2 separate regions of the Homo sapiens genome follow, and region 1 is linked to region 2. The links are chromatin loops, found by intact Hi-C in ENCODE. Cell type or tissue: A673. All regions are shown on one strand. Each heading gives the region's core, and the rest is flanking DNA. Links, peaks and the distances in the headings are about the cores only.

Evidence for each region. Hi-C counts contacts between places; a loop is a spot of excess contacts. Peaks named below come from ENCODE experiments on the same cell type or tissue, not always from the same donor. Only the 100,000 strongest peaks of a DNase experiment are listed, where the experiment ranks them.
Region 1: it touches region 2 in a loop (3-fold over the local background); 7 of 110 quality-filtered maps call a loop at or near these places.

What each region holds. Positions count from the first base shown.
Region 1 is chr9:111,026,800-111,031,133 of GRCh38, reverse strand. The region is part of intron 2 of LPAR1 (lysophosphatidic acid receptor 1); the gene reads left to right. Among named protein-coding and RNA genes, the nearest start is that of LPAR1, 9.5 kb to the left of the region's middle. In A673, for the core only: no CTCF peak of the experiment used is centred there; DNase peaks (open chromatin) are centred at 483, 1,783 and 2,173; H3K27ac peaks cover 973 bases.
Region 2 is chr9:110,890,214-110,894,547 of GRCh38, reverse strand. All of the region lies in intron 5 of LPAR1 (lysophosphatidic acid receptor 1), which reads left to right. Among named protein-coding and RNA genes, the nearest start is that of LPAR1, 150 kb to the left of the region's middle. In A673, for the core only: no CTCF peak of the experiment used is centred there; DNase peaks (open chromatin) are centred at 1,637, 1,867 and 2,687; H3K27ac peaks cover 3,304 bases.

The DNA of each region.
Region 1 (4,334 bases), core at 142-4,141, 140 kb before region 2:
TTTTTTTGCAATGATTCAAACACTATAGATGTGTCTAAAGTAAATGTAAAAATCTCTCTCTGCCACTTTAACCTTACCCATCTGATATCAGTTTGTTCCATAGCCTTCCATAGTTGTCCTTTTACTTATACAAACCTACAAAAATTAATATTTATGTATATTTATGTGTGTGTGGGATAAGTGTGGATATGTTTATACATACTCATATGTATGTTTGTGTGTGTATCTGTCTGTGCCTGCCTCCATTTTCTTTTGCTTTAGAGAGGCTATACTTGAGGCTGCCATCAAGAGTGAGAAGTTTGAAGCTGGAAGAGCCTGCATGGGCCCTTCTTGAACTGGTGCAGCATGTGCAGCATGACATCACTCAAGAGTTCTTGTCAGAGTGATAATGAATGTCTGGCTATTGTAAACGGGAATAAGAAAACTATTTCCAGCTGTGTGACAACCAAGACGACAAAAAGCATTGCAGAGAATATTATTGCCACAAGGACCCTGCTTCATCTGGGTCTCAGACGACGGGAGGAGGGGCATTTTGGAGCACGTGTTTGGCATCTGTGAACCTTTTGTTAGGTAGAAAACAAGGCCTGAATGAAAGGCCTTTCAACCACTTCTGGAGCAGAGAAGATAGGTAGAGTTACTCATTATAGGCAGGTTTCATTGTAGGAGTATTCAGTGAGGACCCCCGCCTTGGAAGTCTGTAATCAGCAGATGATAAGGATGGTGTGTTCTTACTAAGAGAATAACACAACTGAAACAGAATTGCCTTTTGTTAAGGGGATGCTTTGCCTTCTTGGACTACGATTGTGGGGAGAAGGATTATTGTCAACTAAGTGAGGCATTCATTCTGTACCCACTATTTATTGTAGTTCCACAGAGAACTGCTTGCTTTACTTTCTGACTAGGCACAGAAAAGTAAAGGTTCAAAGGCTAGGGCAAGATGACTGACTTTTCCAGATTTAGCACAATCTGTTCTCTGGTCACTTTGAGACGCTGTCAGTTTAGTTTCATGCAGCTGATATCTTGGAGAACTTCTGTGTCCTTACGTTTGGCTGAGGACACTAAATTTTTTTTTTTTTTTTTTTTTTTTTGAGGCAGAGCCTCACTTTATTGCCCAGGCTGGAGTGCAATGGCACGATCTTGGCTCACTGCCTCCTGGGTTCAAGCAATTCTCTTGCCTCAGCCTTCCAAGTAGCTGGGACCACAGGCGTGCACCACCATGCCTGGCTAATTTTTTTTGTATTTTTTGGTAGAGATGGGGTTTCACTGTGTTGGCCAGGCTGGTCTTGAACTCCTGGCCTCAAGTGAACCACCCGCCTCGGCCTCTCAAAGTGCTGGGTTTACAGGCCCAAGCCACCGTGCCTGGCCTGAGGACACTAAAATTAAAAAAAAATTAAGAAAGTACGGTCCCCGCTCTTGAGTAGCTCATGAACATGGAGCGATATGGACTCAAATGATTAAGATCAGGTAGGTAGTGATGAATACGGTAAACCAAGTTTCAAACAAAGAGCTGTCTGCATATCTGAGGATGGAGAGGGTAAGTCAGCCTTAGAGGAGGGAAATGACTTGCAGCAGGATGCCAGCCTCAATGGTCTGTGGAGCTCATTCCATGCAGAAGAGTAATGAGGAAGACCCAGTGAGTGACAGGCTTGGGGAGGAGTGCCTGAAATTGACGGTTTGTGGCAGGAAGTGGTGGGACCAATCTCGAAGCTTGTGGAGGTAGAAGGGTACTGGAGACTACTGTGGACAAAAAAGGGCATGTTGATGCCATTACCAGACAGGACACGAGAGCATGATGATTGTTGCAGTGAGGCTTGTTAGTTTTAGACATGTCTAAAACCATGCAGGCAGAGATTTTCAGCTGGTGGCTGGCAATTTGAGTTTGAAGTTTAGCTGAGAAGTCAGTTGGCAGTATTCAGGCATAATTGCTAAATGTAGAAGTAAATGCCAGTAAAATGTGTGTGATAAGCTGGAGAGCACTTTTAGAGTGAAAAGATTGATATATTTTAACAAGGACAAGGCTTATTTCAATTCTTTAGGTTATTTTTCTTTAGCAGATTAAAGTAGTTTTATCGGTTATCAAGCATTTGTTGAGCGTTTACTATGGCTTCTCTTGATAGGTGGTCCTGGGGAGATAGGAAGGAAATGGTGCAAATTTCAACAATACCCACTGGGGTGAACAAAAAATCCCTGAAACACCCCATTCCAGCTATTGTTATCTGGAAAAAAATCCTTACAATAATTAGATGGTGATTTGACGTCTGGGGGAAGTTGCAGATATAGTTTTAATTTACTGTAGGACTAGTGGCAGTGAGTCTCATATTGCTGTCATATAAAAGGTAAACCTTCCAGAAGAACTTTGGAAATTTCAGTAGCCTAAAGACCACGCTTTGAGAAACTCGTAAAGGTTTGTCATAGAGGTTTTAAAAGTCTGATCAAATAATTTTAAGCTTTAGTTGCCTACTAAAAAGTAGGATGCAGTACAAGTTTGTCCTTTACTTGGTAAAAAAAAAAAAAAGTCTTTTTCTAATTAAGAATTTATTTTCACCTTAGATAATTTTATTGGCATGCCTTTTTGCATGCAAGATAGAAAAAAGACAAGTTTATTCTTAGTTTTCTTTTTTCTAAGCCATTATGATTCTTTTAAATTATACTCATTTCAATTTGATAGGAAAAAACAGTATATGCTCATTTTAAAATATGTGGAATGTACAGGGATTCATGTGTAGTTCCATCACTTAAGATTGACTTTCTTGCTAGGCATGGTGGCTCATGCTGGAAATCCCATCACTTTGGGAGGCCAAGGTGGGCAGATCACTTGAGGTCAGGAGTTCAAGACCAGCCTGGCCAACATGATAAAACCCTGTCTCTACTAAAAATACAAAAATTAGCTGGATGTGCTCTCTTGAACCCAGGAGGCTAAGGTTGCAGTGAGCAGAGTTTGTGCCACTGCACTCCAGCCTGGGTGACAGAGTGAGATTCTGCCTCAAAAAAAAAAAAAAAATTCTTATTCCATTTTGGGATAATTTCTTGCAGTTTTAAAAATATTTGCTTTTACGGAATATTTAACAGCATTCTCCTTTGTATCATAAGTATGTACACAGGCCATTAAAATCTTTCATTTTTAATTTCTAATGACTACATATTAGTCACACTATTTAATGTGTGTGTGACTGATTAAACATACCTAATTATGTTTAGTCATTCCCTTTCTCCGCTTGCTTCTTTTTTTTTTTTTTTTTTTTTTTTTTGAGGACTTGTGCTTCTCTGCCCATATTTCAGTGTTGATGTTCCCAGAGTTCTATCCTTACTCTAAATGATCTCCATTTTTGAGCTTATCCACACAGTGGACTGTGGTTTCCTGGTCTTTGTCCTTCTGCCTAGGATGTTCTTTCCTAGGTATCCACATGCCTGCTCTCATTATTTTCATGTCTTAACTCAAAGGTCAACTTTGAGTTAAGGCTTTCTATCACTACATTTAAAATTGTGTGACCTTTCCTGTCTACCCAGCTTGCCTGATATTTTCTTCTCCATTGCACTTTTCTTCTGACTTCTTAGATGAGGACAGGACTTAAAAAAAATTGTATTTTTATTTTCTGCTGTTTCCCCAAAATATTTTTCTTGTTTTGTTTCTTAAAGACCATGTCTTGTTCTGTCACCCAGGCTGGAGTTCAGTTGCTCAGTCATAGCTCACTGTGGCCTCAAACTCCTGGGCTCAAACCATCCTCTTGCTTCAGCTTCCTGAGTAGCTGGGACTGTGAGCACATGCCACCATGTTTGGTTATTTATTTATTTATTTATTTATTTTTTGGGTAGAGACAGGGTCTTGCTTTATTACCCAGGCTAGTCTTGAACTCTCACCTTGACTTCCCAAACTGTTGGGATTGCAGGCATGAACGCCGCACCTGGCCTGTTGATTTGGGGTGGAGCGTTCTGAAATTGAGGCAGTAATTAATAGCCTACCAACCAAAAAAAGCCCAGGACCAGACAGATTCACAACTGCATTCCACCAAAGTTACAAAGAGGAGCTGGTACCATTCCTTCTGAAACTATTCCAAATAATAGAAAAAGAGGGACTCCTCCCTAGTCCATTTTATGAGGCCAGCATCATCCTGATACTAAAACCTGGCAGAGACACAACAAAAAAAGAAAATTTCAGGCCAATATCCCTGATGAACATTGATGCGAAAATCCTCAATAAAATACTGGCAAACTGAATCCAGCAGCACATTAAAAAGCTTATCCACCACAATCAAGTTGGCTTCATCCCTGGGATGCAAAGCAGGTTCGGTGTATACAAATCAATAAACGTAATCCATCGCATAAACAGAACCAAT
Region 2 (4,334 bases), core at 280-4,279:
TAACAGTTCACCCAAAATATCCACATTTCTTGGAGGCTTATCCTTTGCGTATTCACTGAAGAAGGAAAGGAAAGAAATGAAGGGAACCCATTAGGTGGCCCTGTGCTTCGTATTCCATTTGCAGTGTCTCATTCAGTCCTCACAATAGTGCTGAAAGTAGATCATATCCTCATTTGACAGATAAGGATATTGAGGCTGGGCAAAAGTGAATAACTTGTCCAATGTCCCATATGCAGTAAGGAAAAGAAACAGTATCTGACCTCAGGTCTGTCTGTCTCTTTCCTCCTATAAAAGATGAATACATACCTTTAAAGTCCTCCAAGTTACCCAGCCTCGGAGATTAAAATAAATTTTATTTCCAAGATATCTCTATTTTTCTTCCTCCCCGCTAACTAGCTTCTTAAGTTCCCATGTGAATATTGTCATTCATTTCCTTAATTATTAAACATGTTTTGTTTTAAACTGGTAAATAATGTTTAATAAAGGTTTTATTATTATTTTAAAAACATTTTTAATGAAGTTCTTTCCATTGAAGCATTTCTAATTTATTCTAATGAAGCATTTCCAAAGAATAAAGAAAAGTAATAATTTAGGGTTGGTTATCTACATCAATATCATTATCAAAGTCTACTGTCTGTCCTTCCTCTTTTTTCCTCCGTCTTAGACCAGGGAGCATAGTAGATGAACATCATGCAGGCCAGCACACTGAGGCTACGTGTAAGCAGGTGGGAAGATTATGTGCATGAAACAGACAGTCGCATACCACTTTTGGTTACAAACACTTGCCCTGGATGAGAGCAGGAATTGAGACCACGTTTGTGTCCCAGTGGGTTCCAGGACTTTTTTTCCATCAGTTTCCACCCTGTCCTGGACAGGCTTAGAAAAACATGTTTCTTACCAAAAAAAGTTACAAAAACAATGTTTACATTAAAATTCAAAGTCCATGCAACTGCCTCTGGTTCCTCAAGGTAACTACTGCCAATGATTTGGTGTGTATCCTTCTAGACATTTTTTGTAATGCACATAGGGTATATATACATATAAGTACCTATAGCAATTTTATAAGTGACCTGTTGTACATGAGGTAACTTTATAGACTTAATGTAATGTGCGTATCTTCCCATGTGGGTAAATATGATAGAGCAGTGCCAATCTGCTTAATGGCTGCTTACTACTCCACTTATGTATACTATCAGTGGATATTGAGATAGTTTCTAATTTTCTACCGTTATAAATATTTCATTGAACATTATGTGGTTGTATTTTTATATGCTTCTTCAAGTATATCTGGATGACACATTTCTAAAATGGAATTGTTAGGTAAAAGAGGACATTGTACATTTAGATAGATATTGCCAAATTGCCCTTCAAAAAGATGGTCAAATGACTCTTCTATCAACAGTATATGAGTGTGTCCATTTATTTATTACCATTATGTCACTAGTAAGAGCATTTTAAATCTTTCCCACTGTGCTACCTATTCTTTTTAAGATCAGAATAACACATTTAATACTGATGAGCTTTAGTTCTGAAGCCAAAGCGCTTGCTAACATTTCATCCCTGGATCAACAGACTCAACCACCCAGCCACAGATATTGCTGGACAATCATGGGTTTCCCCAGTAAGGGTGCAGCCTGCACCACTAAGCTTATTGAGTGTTTTTGAGCCTGCCTGCCTGCATGCCTGCCTGCCTGCCTGCCTGCCTGCCTGCCTGCCTGCCTTCCTTCCTTCCTTCCTTCCTTCCTTCCTTCCTTCCTTCCTTCCTTCCTTCCTTCCTTCCCTTCCTCCCCTTCCTCCCTCCCTCTTCCTTCCCTTTCCCTTTCCCTTCCCCTTTCCCTTCCTTTCCCTTCCCCTCCCCTCCCTTCCCCCTCTCTCTCTCTTTCTTTCTTTCTTTCTCACTCTGTCAACCAGGCTGGAGTGCAGTGGCATGATCTCAGCTGAGTGTAACCTCTGCCTCCCAAAATCAAGCGATTCTCCTGCCTCAGCCTCCTGAGCAGCTGGGATTACAGGCACACGCCACCTCGCCTGGCTAATTTTTGTATTTTTAGTAGAGATGGGGTTTCACCATGTTGGTCAGGCTGGTCTCAAACTCCTGACCTCGTGATCCACCTGCCTCGGCCTCCCAAAGTGCTTGGATTATAGGCATGAGCCACCGTGCCGGCCTGAGCTATGACCTACTTTCTACAGGAAACTAGAAGAAGAAACTAAAGATAGTTGGTGCTGGCCTTTCTAGTGTTGGTCAACCTCTTCCTCATTCTCTCTCTCTGTCATTCTCTCTTTCCTACTTTATTGAACTATAATTGACATATAACATGTTGTTGCATATATTGATAGTTTGTTTCTATTACAGACTAGTATTCCATTGATTGGAAATACTACTGTATATTCACCTGTTGATTTGTGGATGGACTTTTGGGTTGTTTCTAGTTACTGACTATTACAAATATTTTGCTCTGGGCATTTCCTACACATCTTTGTGTGGACATATTCTTTCCTTTCTCTTGGATAAATATTGAGTAGAATGGCTGAGTCATATGATATGTGAATGTTTAACTTTTGAGGAAGCTGCCAAACTGTTTTCCAAATAATTAATACCATGTTACATTTTCACCAGCAGTGATGAAAGTTTCAGTTCCACTATATCCAAGTCAACATTTGCTAGGGTCACTCTTCTAAATTGTAGACATTCAGTGGGTGTGCAGTCGTATCTCATTGTGGATTTAATTTGCATTTCCCTGATGACTAGTGAAGCTGATCGCCTTTTCATGTGCTTAATGCGCCATTTATACATTTTCTTTTGAGAAGCATCTATTAAACTATTTTACATTTTAATTGGATTATTCATTTTATTATTGTACTGATATGTAATGGGAATCTGACTTTTATATCCCTCCCTCACCCCAAAGTCAAATTATTCCAAGACTATTTATTGAGCATTTGATCTTTTCTTCATGTTTTAAAATATGTGTTAGATTTTGTTATGCAGAGATCCGTTTTTAGATTTTAATGTGTGCCACTAATCTCGTTTATCCTCCTGCTAGTACCAAACTAGCTTAAACCTGTGACTTTATAGCATGTTTTAATGAGATAATCCCCTTTCATTAACTTGCCCCCACAAATGCGTTTAATATACAAACTAATTTTGAAAGAATTCCTATTTTAAAAGTATTGAATCTTCCCCTTCAAGAATATGGTACTAGTTCCATTTATTTAGGTATTTTTTCTTAAAAGTTATGTAATGTTCTTTATTGAAGAATAACATACTTTTGCTAGATGATGATTATCTTGCAAATATTTATTATAAGAAATCCATTTAGTTTTGTACTTTAATTTATATATGCCCACTTTTCTGAGTTACAAATTTTTTTCTAATAGTTGATTGAATAGTTATCAGGTATTTTAGTTTTTCTATTAACAAGCAGGCAATCTGAGGACAACTTATTTTCAATTGTTTATCACTTTTTTCTTTTCCAGCTTAATTCATTGACTAGAATGTCAGTACAAATGGATATCCTTTTCTTATCCCTTATATTAGTGGAATACTTCTAGTATATCGTTGTTAAATAAGATTTCTGTTGGTTTCTAATAAGTTTTCTGTAGTTTTCCCCATTCCCAGATTACTAAGTGTTGTACTTGTAATTATATTTTGATTTGTTGGTGGTGGTGTTTTATCTTCCTTTTAAAAAAGTAAATGTTGAATTTTACCAGGCAAGTCATTGGTGCTAATATTTTTTCTTAATAGTGTGGTGAATTGCATTAAGAGATTTCCTAGTGTTAACCCTTTTTGGTTGGATCATAGCATTCTGCTAATATAATGTCAGATTCAATTATATTCATAAAGTTGACTGGTCTATACAGTTATTCTCAAAGAAAGGTGGTACTTCCTGCTGACTATTCTCCAGGGACATTTGGGAATGTGAGGGAGTAGTTTTTGCTGGCCACAATGGGCAGGGTGCTAAGGACCCTGGAATTCATGGAACAGTTAATGCAACAAAGAAGCTTTTCATCCCCAAAGCCAATTCCAATCCCACTGAGAAAAACTAATCTGTAGTTTTGTGGGGGGGAGATTTGTTTTGTCTATTTTTTTATAGTTTATTTTAGTCTCTTAGAATGAATTGGAATTTTTTTTAAATGTTAATACTTGGGGAACAATATAAATTCCATAGGAAGTAATATGTTCCTTAGTGGTTTGATAAATTTCATCCACAAATCCATCTGAATCTGGTGCCTTTTGAGGGGGGTGAAGGAACTTTTTTAACGATTATATTCTCTATGTTTTTTGTTTTGGGTATATTCAGATTATCAAACTATTACATCAATTGTCATAGTTTGTT